Linked DNA regions of Homo sapiens: all the other regions are linked to region 3. Evidence: chromatin contacts called from ENCODE Hi-C or POLR2A ChIA-PET data. All regions are on one chromosome and are shown on one strand. The core of a region is the stretch at or near the end of the contact, and the rest is flanking DNA. Distances in the headings are between cores, read along the strand shown. Region 1 holds the start of ADORA2A (adenosine A2a receptor). Region 2 holds the start of MAPK1 (mitogen-activated protein kinase 1). Region 3 holds the start of RSPH14 (radial spoke head 14 homolog). Region 4 holds the start of CCDC116 (coiled-coil domain containing 116).

The links. Hi-C counts contacts between places; a loop is a spot of excess contacts on that map. ChIA-PET counts read pairs that join two places held with the same protein, here RNA polymerase II (POLR2A). Pooled maps may share reads with other maps.
Region 1: a loop to region 3 is called in a map of CD8-positive, alpha-beta T cell, with 15 times the contacts of the local background. The contact joins the promoter of ADORA2A here to the promoter of RSPH14 in region 3. A Hi-C loop is called at or near these places in 1 of 168 maps with a recorded cell type or tissue (CD8-positive, alpha-beta T cell) and 8 of 50 pooled maps. POLR2A ChIA-PET finds 5 or more read pairs at or near these places in 1 of 52 experiments (naive thymus-derived CD8-positive, alpha-beta T cell).
Region 2: a loop to region 3 is called in a pooled map, with 13 times the contacts of the local background. The contact joins the promoter of MAPK1 here to the promoter of RSPH14 in region 3. A Hi-C loop is called at or near these places in 7 of 50 pooled maps.
Region 4: a pooled map shows a loop between it and region 3 (6-fold over the local background). The contact joins the promoter of CCDC116 here to the promoter of RSPH14 in region 3. A Hi-C loop is called at or near these places in 5 of 50 pooled maps.

The regions. Positions count from the first base shown.
Region 1 is chr22:24,426,014-24,428,911 of GRCh38, reverse strand. It overlaps ADORA2A (adenosine A2a receptor), which reads right to left and starts at 1,313. Exons shown (of 3, transcript NM_000675.6): 1 at 1,166-1,313. The region is part of intron 18 of SPECC1L-ADORA2A (SPECC1L-ADORA2A readthrough (NMD candidate)); the gene reads right to left. RefSeq lists a silencer at 1,123-1,232.
Region 2 is chr22:21,866,395-21,869,112 of GRCh38, reverse strand. MAPK1 (mitogen-activated protein kinase 1) reads left to right here and starts at 1,468. Exons shown (of 9, transcript NM_002745.5): 1 at 1,468-1,791. The coding sequence starts at 1,673. RefSeq lists a silencer at 1,298-1,537.
Region 3 is chr22:23,140,571-23,143,477 of GRCh38, reverse strand. RSPH14 (radial spoke head 14 homolog) reads left to right here and starts at 1,488. Exons shown (of 7, transcript NM_014433.3): 1 at 1,488-1,529. RefSeq lists an enhancer at 1,302-2,194.
Region 4 is chr22:21,631,333-21,634,032 of GRCh38, reverse strand. CCDC116 (coiled-coil domain containing 116) reads right to left here and starts at 1,273. Exons shown (of 5, transcript NM_152612.3): 1 at 1,206-1,273; 2 at 780-913; 3 at 1-11. The coding sequence starts at 851. RefSeq lists an enhancer at 1,042-1,541.

The DNA.
Region 1 (2,898 bases), core at 64-2,563, 1.3 Mb before region 3:
CAGCACCCCAACTGCTGGGCCAAAGGGAGGTGTGCCCCCGTTGCTGTGCCTGGCCCCATCTGAGCATATGGCAGGGGACCTCAAAGGAGGAAAGGACCCAGGACATTCCTGGGAGGCGGCTGCTGCCCTGCAGTTTCAGGCACTGCAGGCCACTCCCTGTCTCCACAACATTGGCTCAGCTAAGAGGAGTCGCAAATCAATTTCAAAGCGCAAGAGGTATATGAAGGCTAAGAAAGGTAAGCAACAGAATAAAAAACATGGAGGTGAATTCATTCCAGTAGGAAGGAAGGTAATACAGTAATCTAATAATGATTTCAGAGACCTTTAGAATCTCCAAAGAGGCAAAGAAAGGAATGGCATCCGTAGACAAGAATGAGAACTTCTGAACCGACTGGCGGAAATGAAACAAGGACAGGTGGATATGAACAAGAAATAATACAAAATCCAGGGACTGAAAAATAGAAGGACTGAAGTAAGGGATGTGGTGAGCTTCAGGCACACGTACAGTGGAAGAGACGACTGGGGATCTGAAGCTAGTACTGAGGAATTCTCCCAGAAACGCCATGAAGAGACCTAGTCTAGGAGGAAACGGTTGAGAGGCATGGGGTGGACTGAGAAGCATCAACAAGTGGCTTGCGGGAGCTCGGCAGGGCACGGCAGGTTGTGGGCCCCACTATGACTGGCTTTTGGGATGGCCCAGGGGGGCCTGGGCATGAACCTCCCAGAACCCAGGGCCCCAGGATCCCCATACCCCTTCCAAACTCATCAGCGCAGGTGCCTTCCTCACTGCCCAGTGGTAAGCAGCCACCCAGCACGGGCTCCACTTCCCTCCTGACCTCCGGGGCTGCCCGGTGGCCCTTACTTCAGGCGCTGGGTGCAGGCTGGGCCCGGGACCCAGAGATACACCTGGCATCCCTCCCCCACAGCCCGGGTGCAGCTGCAGCTCTCTGCTCCTGGTGGCAGGATGTGGGCAAGATGGGGCCAAGACCCAGCTCCCTGCAGCTGGAGGCTAAGGCTCTGAGCCTGCCTCACAGAGCAGCCCCCACATCGCAGCCCCGGGGCCAGTGCTGGGGGCCCCAGCTCCTGCTCCCCACACCCCCATGTGTCCAGGCTAGGGGCCAGGAAGGCCACAGCACCCCCTCCTCCCCGCCTGGGGGCCACTCACCCCCTCACACGAGGCTTCACCTGACAGCCCTCCTCCGAGGGGCCGCACCCCGCACCAAGGTGCTGGGGGCCCACGCTGTGCTGAAAGCAGCTTGGCTGGGGGCGGCTCCTGCTCCATGTCACAGTCCCTGAGGCCCAGGCAGAGCTTCCCCTCTGCACGCGGCTGCTCACATGTACACAGGCTGTGGTGAGCCACGTCACGTCACGTGAAGGATTGGCACCTGCACCTCCCTCAGATGGCGGGCAACAGGTACTATGCCGCTGAAGGGGGGACAAGGGAGTGTTTCTAGATGGCCCCGCGGACACAGAGCCCAGGAGTCCTGGGCGGGACCCTGTGGGAGGCTTGAAGGGGCAGTGCTGGGTGCAGGGCCTCACAATGCCCCAGGGTGGCTGCAATGAGGATGGGAGGGGTGAGGACCGGCTGTTGGGTCCCTGGGCAGGTGCGACGAGGCAGCCCCGGAGGCTGACAGGAGGGCAGGGTGACCAAGCAGAGCCTGGCCACTGCTTCTTCCCCACTGAGCAGCCTCCCCCAGGCTGGCTCAGGGTTTGCAGAGGCCACTGAGGGACCAGAGGCGAGTCCTCCTGTGACACGGGCAGACCAGCCCGGGGCCTCTGGGGAGAAGTCTCCTGCCCAGATGCCAGAGGAGACACCAAGTGGCACCATCGGCCTCCCTCTGCTTGGCCAGCTCCGGCAGCCTCTCCACCAGGTGACGGCCGATGCCAGAGACCAGGGCTGCAGCGGCACATCCGAGGAGTGGGCACAGAAGAGCAGCAGCAGCCCCTGCCCAGTGACTCCTGGAACAAGCTTCCCCTGCGGGGTGTTGGCGGGGGGTGGTGAGAGAATCCCCATGGCAACTCACAGAAACATCATCTGGGTGAGACTTGGAGGAGAAGGTGAAGGGAGAGAGGTATCGAGAGATTCTAGCAGAGAAAATGCCCGAAGCCAGGGTCCTGCCTTCCCTGGGCTCCCATCATCCCCTGTGCTGGGACGAGGGGCAGCTGCTCTGCTGCTCCTCTCTCCACCTGATCCTCCCCAGTCCCTGGCCAGATCCATGGAGTCCAGGCTGCAGGGGCCCAGGCCTCCTCCGCCATGAAACTGCCTCTTCCCACCACCCAGAGCCCCAGGTTCTGCACAGGATGTGGGCAGTTGTGTGGGGGCTCCTCTCTGCACCCCAGCTCCATTCCCTTCCCCATCTGGGCTCCTCTGCTCCTTGCAACCTCTGGACCACCCACCTCCTAGGACCAAGCCCCTCCTGTCAATGGCCCAGACCCTTCTGGGAGCTAGAACCCTCCCATTCACCAGCTCAGCTCCTGCCTGTGCAGTCTCCTCTCCACAGCACCCCCACCACACATGCCCTAAATCCCCTCAGCCTGTGCTTCCCGCCTTCATCCATCCATCCATCTTCTGTCTGTCCTTCCTCTGCTCTCCTGCGTGCTCAGGGCTCTGTTTGCGCTGCAATAGACAAGACAGACCCCGCAAACACGGTTGGGAAGGCAGTTCTAGCTCATTTGGGGTTAGGTGGCTCGGGTATTAGGTCTGTGAGAGGGTACTAAGACCTTCTTTGGAGTGTCAGGACACAGCTGAGAGCCACCAGGGGCTGTGGTCCCACACAGCAGGCACTGCCCAGGCCTCACCTGGACTTTGCAGGACGTGATGCTCTCAAGTCACATGCTGGCTCCCAGGCCAACTACCATTCATATGTCCCTCTGCCAACAGCAATCCCTGTGGTGTCC
Region 2 (2,718 bases), core at 219-2,718, 1.3 Mb after region 3:
TTCTCCTTTGAGATTGACTAATTAATCTTTGTTGATGTCTAGAAGTCAAGAGTTGATGGTTTTAAACTTGGAAGAGTTGAACAAAGAGGATATAGGGTCTGCCGCTCTTCCTTCTCCCTCCAAACATGGCAGGGGAAAAGGTTCAGAAGCAGTGCCTGGGTCATTGTCCGTCTCGTTGTCTTAGCTTTCCTTGGTATCCACCTGCTTCAGGACTCTAATTTTTATTTTTTCAACCTCTGTTGTTTGTGACTGTTTCTTAACCTGGTGTGTCTCTTTTTCTCTAAACCTCGATGTTTTGGTTTTAGTGACTCTATCTTTGCATTTCTATTTCATTACCTGCTCTGTCAGCATTTCTGCCTATCTGTACCAATCTCGGTCTGTCTCTGAACGCAAATGTATCTCTCATGTGTTTCGACCCACCACCCCCTAATCCCTTACTCTCTGCTTTGTCCTCCTGCCTCAGCCTCCCAAGTAGCTGGGATGACAGGCGCCCACCACTGCGCCCGGCTAATTTTTGTATTTTTAGTAGAGACAGGGTTTCGCCATGTTGGCCAGGCTGGTCTTGAACTCCTGACCTCGTGATCCGCCCGCCTCGGCCTCCCAAAGTGCTAGGATTACAGGCGTGAGCCACCTCGCCCGGACTTAATTTTTGTATTTTTAGTAGAGACCTGGTCTCAAACTCCTGACCTCAAGTGATCCGCCCGCCTCGGCCTCCCAAAGTGCTGGGATGATAGGCGTGAGACACCGCGCCCTCCCTTCTGCTTTGTACTTCTTCATCGTACTTATCACAACTTGAGCATTACACGTATTTGTCTGTCTCCTCTCTCTAAAAGGTAACTTCTATAAGGGTGGATCCCCAGGAACATGGAGTGTGCTCAACAAACATCTGAACTAACCTGATTGGCGTATCCTCTCAGTGTCTCCTTTTAGTCTCGACAATTGTGTTTCACACTTTCTCAGTATGCAAATATCTTTCTCGGTCTGGGTCATGCCTTTCGGTTTCTGCCCCAGTGCAGAGGCCTCTAAGTTTATCAGCGTGTGGACCACAGATTCGCAGAGGCCTGAGCTGCGGCGCTGCCGGGATATGGCGCGTCGTCGGGCCTCAAGCACAGCCCGGGGTCCCTCGCTGGCTCTGTTCGGACCCTGCTCGGTCGCTCGCCTGGGCCCCAGCCATCTCTCACTTCAGCCCATGAGTTCTGCCCCACGTCTGTCTCCCTGGGTGTCTTAAGAGACGCGACCCGCACCGACGCCCCCGCGAATGCACCGCGAATGCACGTGACCGCGCCTAGTGGCGCCCCCTCAGTCAACGCCGTCGCAGTGCCCCTCCCGAAGCCCGCCGCTTCCGCCGGCCCGCGCGGCCCCGCCCCCAGCCGCGAGGAACCAATCCGCATGCACACTTCTTGTCCCCGCCCCGGCACCCTCCTCGGCGCGCGCCCCTCCCTCCGCCCGCCCGCCGGCCCGCCCGTCAGTCTGGCAGGCAGGCAGGCAATCGGTCCGAGTGGCTGTCGGCTCTTCAGCTCTCCCGCTCGGCGTCTTCCTTCCTCCTCCCGGTCAGCGTCGGCGGCTGCACCGGCGGCGGCGCAGTCCCTGCGGGAGGGGCGACAAGAGCTGAGCGGCGGCCGCCGAGCGTCGAGCTCAGCGCGGCGGAGGCGGCGGCGGCCCGGCAGCCAACATGGCGGCGGCGGCGGCGGCGGGCGCGGGCCCGGAGATGGTCCGCGGGCAGGTGTTCGACGTGGGGCCGCGCTACACCAACCTCTCGTACATCGGCGAGGGCGCCTACGGCATGGTGTGGTGAGTGTCCGCGACCGGCCACGCCCGGCCCCCCCACCGCCCGGGGCCGCAGCGGACGCAGCCTCGGCCTCGCCCGCGCCTCGGCCTCAGGCGCCGCGGCGACCTCGAACCCGGACTTCACCGCGGTCCGCGCGCCAGGGCTCGGGCGCGGCCCCGGGCCGGTTGAGGTTTAGGTGTTGTTGCTCGCGGTTCCCGGGCCTTCGGTCGCTCGGGAAGGGGCTCAGGGAGTGGCGCGGGGGGCGTAGGCCGGTACTAGTGGACCCTTGGCCCCGGGCGCAGCGCGGCCTTTAAAGTCTGGACCCTCGGGAAGGCAACGGAAGGGTCCCCACCCCTCAATTTGCTAGTATCATGGCCTTCTTTTGGACTTTCGATTGTAAAACTGTGAATTCCATCAGATGCTTGTCGGTGTTGGCGGCGGTGGCTGCTGAGGTCCTGAAAGCGTTTTGCCTCCGCGTGTGTGCAGAACACCGAAATAATCGTTTTTCTCTCTTCGCCTCTGTTTGCAGCCAACGGCTTTCATTAAATATCCTCAGCGGTGCTAATGGTGGTCTCCGCGCAGGCTTTCTAAAATGGATTACTGACGCCAGTGTTGGTGGCATATTTCCGTCTTGAAGTTTTTACTTCTAAGTGGATTTTAATATCGTACTGCTGGCGTTTCAGGAAGGATAAACTAACATTACTCTCTTGATTTGTTAAAGATCCGTTTAGAGTTGGGCCTAATTTGACTTTTTTTTTAGCCCCCAAGTGAGCTCTTTTACCAGCATAAATGCTCCCAGATGTTTTAGCCCAATTGCTATGGACTCCTGTTAATGATTTAGTGGTCATTATGTATGCAGCCTTAATGGAGTTCTTGCAGAATCACACGTAGACTCCCTCATCTTGATTCAGGTCCCTTAGAAAAGTGAAATGATAGTGACGGTTTTTTTT
Region 3 (2,907 bases), core at 239-2,738:
AATTCTTAGTCTCAGGTGACAAGGGCTATTTTCTTGCCCTGGTACAGTGAGGGTACCGCTCCTAGAGGAATCTTTATGGCTTGCTGAATGCAGAAAGAAGCATATCTGTTTGCCTTTTCTTGTATCTTTTTTTAAAATTATATCTATTTATTTATTTATTTATTTATTTATTTATTTATTTATTTTAGAGTTGAGGTCTCACTCTGTCACCCAGGCTGGGGTGTAGTAGTGTGATCATATCTCACTGTAACCTCAAACTCTTGGGCTCAAGCAACCCTCCCCCTTCAGCCTCCCAAAGTGCTAGGATTACAGGTATGAGCCACTGCACCTGGCCCAGTTAGCCCTTTCTGAGGCCACTATTTTTCCAATGTTGTCCACTCAAAATGGTCAATATACCAATCCAGCATATTTTGGGATGGCCCATACTTCACTCCTTCAGGGAGAAGGAAGGTTTCATGGAAGAAGTGTTCACCAAGTTGCATCCTGAAGGATAAAGAGGTAATAATTAGTGTTACAGAGCGCTCAGGCTTCATGAGCGAGGTGGCATTTGAGGGGTTAAGAGAGAGTCTGGCATGGCTGGAGGAGGCCATCACCCAGGGACTGGAGCACTAGGCTAGGAGTTTGGACTCAGCCCTGAGACTAGTGGGGAGCCATGGAGGGTTTTATGCAGGTGGTGGCTGGGTCTGGCTTGCTTTTGAGAACAGCTACGCTGGCCAGCAGTGTGTTGGGTCCACTGCAGAGGCTAACCTTTGTCATTACCAGGCGGTCAGCCTGAAGAGCAAGGGGCATGGGCAGGGCTAGGCAGTCTTGAGATCAGGCCTATGTAATTTGGGGGAAACTGGCTGAGCGCAGTGGCTCACGCCTGTAATCCTAGCATTTTGGGAGGCCGAGGCGGGTGGATCATCTGAGGTCAGGAGTTCGAGACCAGCCTGGCCAACATGGCGAAACCCTGTCTCTACTAAAAATACAAAAATTAGCTGGGTGTGATGGCGGCCGCCTATAATCCCAGCTACTTGGGAGGCTTAGGCAGGAGAATCACTTGCACCCGGGTTGGGTGCGGTGGCGCGGAGTGGAGCGGAGGTTGCAGTGAGTCAAGATCGCGCCACTGCACTCCAGCCTGCGTGAAAGAGCGAAACTCCGTCAAAAAAAAAAATTGGGAGAAACGACTGAACTTCTCTGAGGTTCTTGTCTCTAAACTAGATGTTACCACCTTATGAATTTACTCTGAGGATCAGAGGCATGCAAAGTACCCAGTACAGAGAAGGGCGTAAATAAGTCACTTCCTTTCCCTTCTGTACTTTGAACAAAGCTGAGCTGCCTTTGGTCTCCACAGCAACCCTGTAAATGATTGTTCCCGCTTTGCAGCCGGCCGCAGCCTTGGGCTGTTTGCGCCTGCGCAGTGGGTGCTGATTATGTCGACCGCGGCGCCGCGGACGCTGCTGGAGTCGCCTGGCAACGATGTCGCCTGGCAACTGAATAGGTTGGCCAGTGGCGCGGGCTACTGGAAGCAGAAAGGGCTGCGGAGGCAGGTGAGGCGGCGGTGGTGGGCTAGGGGCCCGGGGACAGGGGGGCCCAGTGACCCACCCAGTCCCATTCACACGGGGCCGTGTCCCCACACTCAAAATCACGGTCTTTTGTCTCCGGCCGGACTCTCCCAGCCCACGCCGCTTAGAAGAAGGCAGGCCCCTGTCTCCAGCACCCACCGTTCCTGTGAGGGGAGCTCAACTCAAACATGGCCACGTCCCTCCCAGTCCGGCCCCCACTTCTACCGTTGTCATCTGGTGTCCCGCGTGAGCATCTGGCTTACCTTTTACTGGAGTAGATTCCTACAGGCCTGTGGCCTGTCCATTCTACTAACCATGATAATAACCGTAATAATAACCACAGCCAACATAGCTGAAGCCCTGGTATGCCAGGCTTACGTGTATTCGTTAATATGACAACTCTGGGAGGCAGGGAAGGAGGTACTGTTATCATCTCCCCTTTGAAGCTGCAGAAAGACACAGATAGAGGAAGTAACTTGCCAAGGTCACCCAGGCCTGAATCTGGAGCCAGTTCTTAACTACTAACCTACACTGCCCATAGTTGCTGAAAGTGTGTGTGTGTGTCGGCAATAAAAGTTAATCACTTTTTTTTTTTTTTTTTTTTTTGAGACGGAGTCTTGCTTTGTCGCCAGGCTGGAGTGCAGTGGCGCGATCTTGGCTTACTGGAACCTCCGCCTCCCTGATTCAAGCGATTCTCCTGCCTCAGCCTCCCGAGTAGCTGGGACTACAGGCATGCGCCATCACGCCCAGCTAATTTTTGTATTTTTAGTAGAGACGGGGTTTCACCATGTTGGCCAGGATGGTCTCGATCTCTTGACCTTGTGATCCGCCTGCCTCGGGCCTCCCAAAGTGCTGGGATTACAGGCGTGAGCCACTGCGCGTGGCCATAAATCACCTTTTAACATTAATTCCTTTTCATGGATGTGTCAGAAGCATCTGAATATGGGTTCCTGGCAGTGAATGAGCTAGACCCAGATTTGAACACTGGCTTCTAGTCTTACCAGTTTCATGGCCTCCAGTAAGCTCCTTGGCCAGAACCTCAGTTTCCTCATTTGTAAAATGTGGATAATACCAGCCCCCTCCTTATGGGGTAGTTGAATTGGATACTACTTATTGCTGGCACAAGGTAAGCACTAAACAGAGTGACCAACTTGGAGTTTGCTTGTTTGGTTTGTTTTGTCCTTTAATGCCTTTGACTGAAGATCCAGATGAAAGTATCAGTGGTTTCTTCTGTGAAGCACTATTGTGTGGGAGGGCTCTGGAGTTTGCAGTTTGGGCTGCTACTTACTTACCTTCACTGGGACTTTGAGCAAATCTCTTCATTGCTCTCAGCCTCAGTTTGCTCATCTGTAAAATGAAAGTA
Region 4 (2,700 bases), core at 24-2,523, 1.5 Mb after region 3:
GGCAGCTGCACCTGAGCAGACAGGTATGTCACAGGGGGCAGGGGTGCCCTACAGGTGAAGGGTTCCCTGGGGTAACACTAGGACCTGGGTGGGAGTGAGTAGTGGAAGGAGCTGCATTTTGGAGTCTGGAAGCCCTGGGTTTGGACCCTGGCTCTGCCACCTACAGCCTGATGCCAGTGTGCAAGATGGCCCCTCTTGAGGTCCAATGTCCTCATCTGCAAAGTGGAGGTCTATTCAGGGTCACCCCGAAGCTTTCCTAACACCTACATTTCACACACACAAGTCCTGGCTAAGGAGTCTGCAAGCCTGCTTCTGCCCTGACACGTGGCAGGATGAGCAATCATGAATCTCTCGGAGTCTCCCTCCAGCTCCTCATCTGTCCATGCAGCAGGCCATCCCTGTATCCATGGCAGGGCTGCAAACAACATCTGAGGTCTTGAGTGCAGACAACACCTGAGGTCTTGAGCCCTGTGCTACCCGGGCCTGTTTCTCCAACTTGAGCCATAGGCACCTAGTCAACTCCATGCTCCCACTCTAGGGTCCCAGTCCACCCAAGCACCTTCTGGGTCGCTGGAAGTCAGGAGGAAACAAGGAATGAAATTGAGTGTGACAGGGGCAAGCAGTGGGGGACATAGGAGAAGTCAAGGCAATAAGGACTTCACTAAGAGGCCCAGAGAAGTCAATAGACAATGAGAAATGGGGGTTGTGGTCTTGGGTGCCAGGGTTGGTGGGGAACATGTTGTGGCCTCAAGGGTCGGCGCCCTGCTGGGCACACTTACCCGTGCACTGCACATGGAGTGGCTGGCCTCGTCATCGGCCAGGTAACCCGAGTGGTGGCGGCACCTGGCCATGTGGTCACCTGGCAGGTGACCGGGCCTGCTGCCCACCTCTCTCTTCAGCTGCGCATTCCTCTCTGCGTGGGGTGGGGAGACAACCTGAGGGTCTCCAATAGGTCCACGCATCTGTGGCCCTGGAGTCTGCGGGTCCCTCGCTCCCCGCACCCCGCCTCCTTCATGCATCCAGCCCTTCCTCTGCTCCATGGCCCCCATGCGTCTGCAGGCAGGCAGTTTCCAGAGTCATCGGGGTGGAATCGCTGAGGACAATCCTGTCTCCGATCATCTTTGGATCTGCGTGTGCTCGACCCGCCCTCCTCCCAAACCCTGGGCAACCTGGCTTTCACCCCAGCCCAGAATCAACAGACTCACCAGAAACACCGCCTTGCTCCGCACAGGCCAGTACAGTCTGCGCCCTCACTGGAGCAGCTGCACAGTGCGAGGAAGTCGGCTGGCGGCCTCCACTTGCTTATTTGCATACCACATCCTCATTGGTTCTTACCGAGGAGCTCGTCCACTTCCCTCTCCGACACAATGGTTGGGGGCGGGGCCCACATTGGCCCCACCTCCAATTCTCTGGGCTCTGCCCTCCCACACTCGCCTGGGAGCCGCAGGCTGAGGATGCTGGTGCCCACGCTCCCCGCTGCCGGGAGGACCCCCCACCCACCACCGAAGCTGGGGCTAGGCTCTTTGATCTGCTCCTGCCCCGAGGGGAGCCTAAAAGCCAAAGCCACGTCTTCCACCGGTGGCACAAGCACCTTCCTCGTGTCCTCCTTGGTTGCTGCGCAGCCCTGGGCCTCCTGCTCCTGTTCGTTTCCAGGGGCCTCTGCCCTTCCCGCGGTGTGCACAGCCCCAGGTTCTGCCTTGAGACCTCTCCCCTCTGCAGTGGAAAGAGTGCCGGCTCTAAGTCACAGACCTAGCTTCAGTTCCTGGCTCTGCTCTTTCCTGCCAATGTGACTCAACCTCTCAGCATTAGTCCCACACTGTAAATGGGCTTGAGTGTTCTTCCAATATGGGAGTATGGGATTCAATAAAATCTCCCTACAGCACACCCAGTAACCCAGTGGAGCCTTGTGTATTCTTTAATTAATTAATTTATTTATTTGGAGACGGGAGTCTCGCTCAGTCGCCCAGGCTGGAGTGCAGTGGCGCAATCTCGGCTGACTGCAAGCTCCGCCTCCCGTGTTCACGCCATTCTCCTGCCTCAGCCTCCCGAGCAGCTGGGATTACAGGGGCCCGCCACCACGCCCGGCTAATTTTTTTGTAGTTTTAGTAGAGATGGGGTTTCACCGTGTTAGCTAGGATGGTCTCGATTCCCTGATCTTGTGATCCGCCTGCCTTGGCCTCCCAAAGTGCTGGGATTACAGACCTGAGCCACCGCGCCCAGCGGAGCCTTGTATATTCTTACCTCCTCTCCCTCCCTCCTTTTCCCCTTTGCTCAGTAATACCCCACCATGGTGTCACTTCTTCCAAAAACCTTTTACTGTGAATTCTGCCACGCCCTACGCAATTCACAGTAAACCCCATTCCAGACTCTACCATACCATGTTGCTACTTATTTTTCTATCAGATGGTGCTTCTTTGGGGCCAGAACAGAGGCAAGTCACCCTTAATCTCTAATACTTTCAGTGTCTGGCACCAAGTAGGTGCTCAATAAATGTCAGTCTCCTCCTTCCCACCTGCAGACCCTCGGGACCTCTGACCTTTCCAAGATCAGCTTCCAGTGGAGAACGGTGGTTGGTTGAGGTCTGACAATTCACCAGTCACTATAAACACATCAGTCCTTATGCCAAGAGCATGGCTGAAGGACTCTATGAGGCTTTCAATCCTCACATGCCTCACGAAATATTGTTCCTCTCAAGCTCTG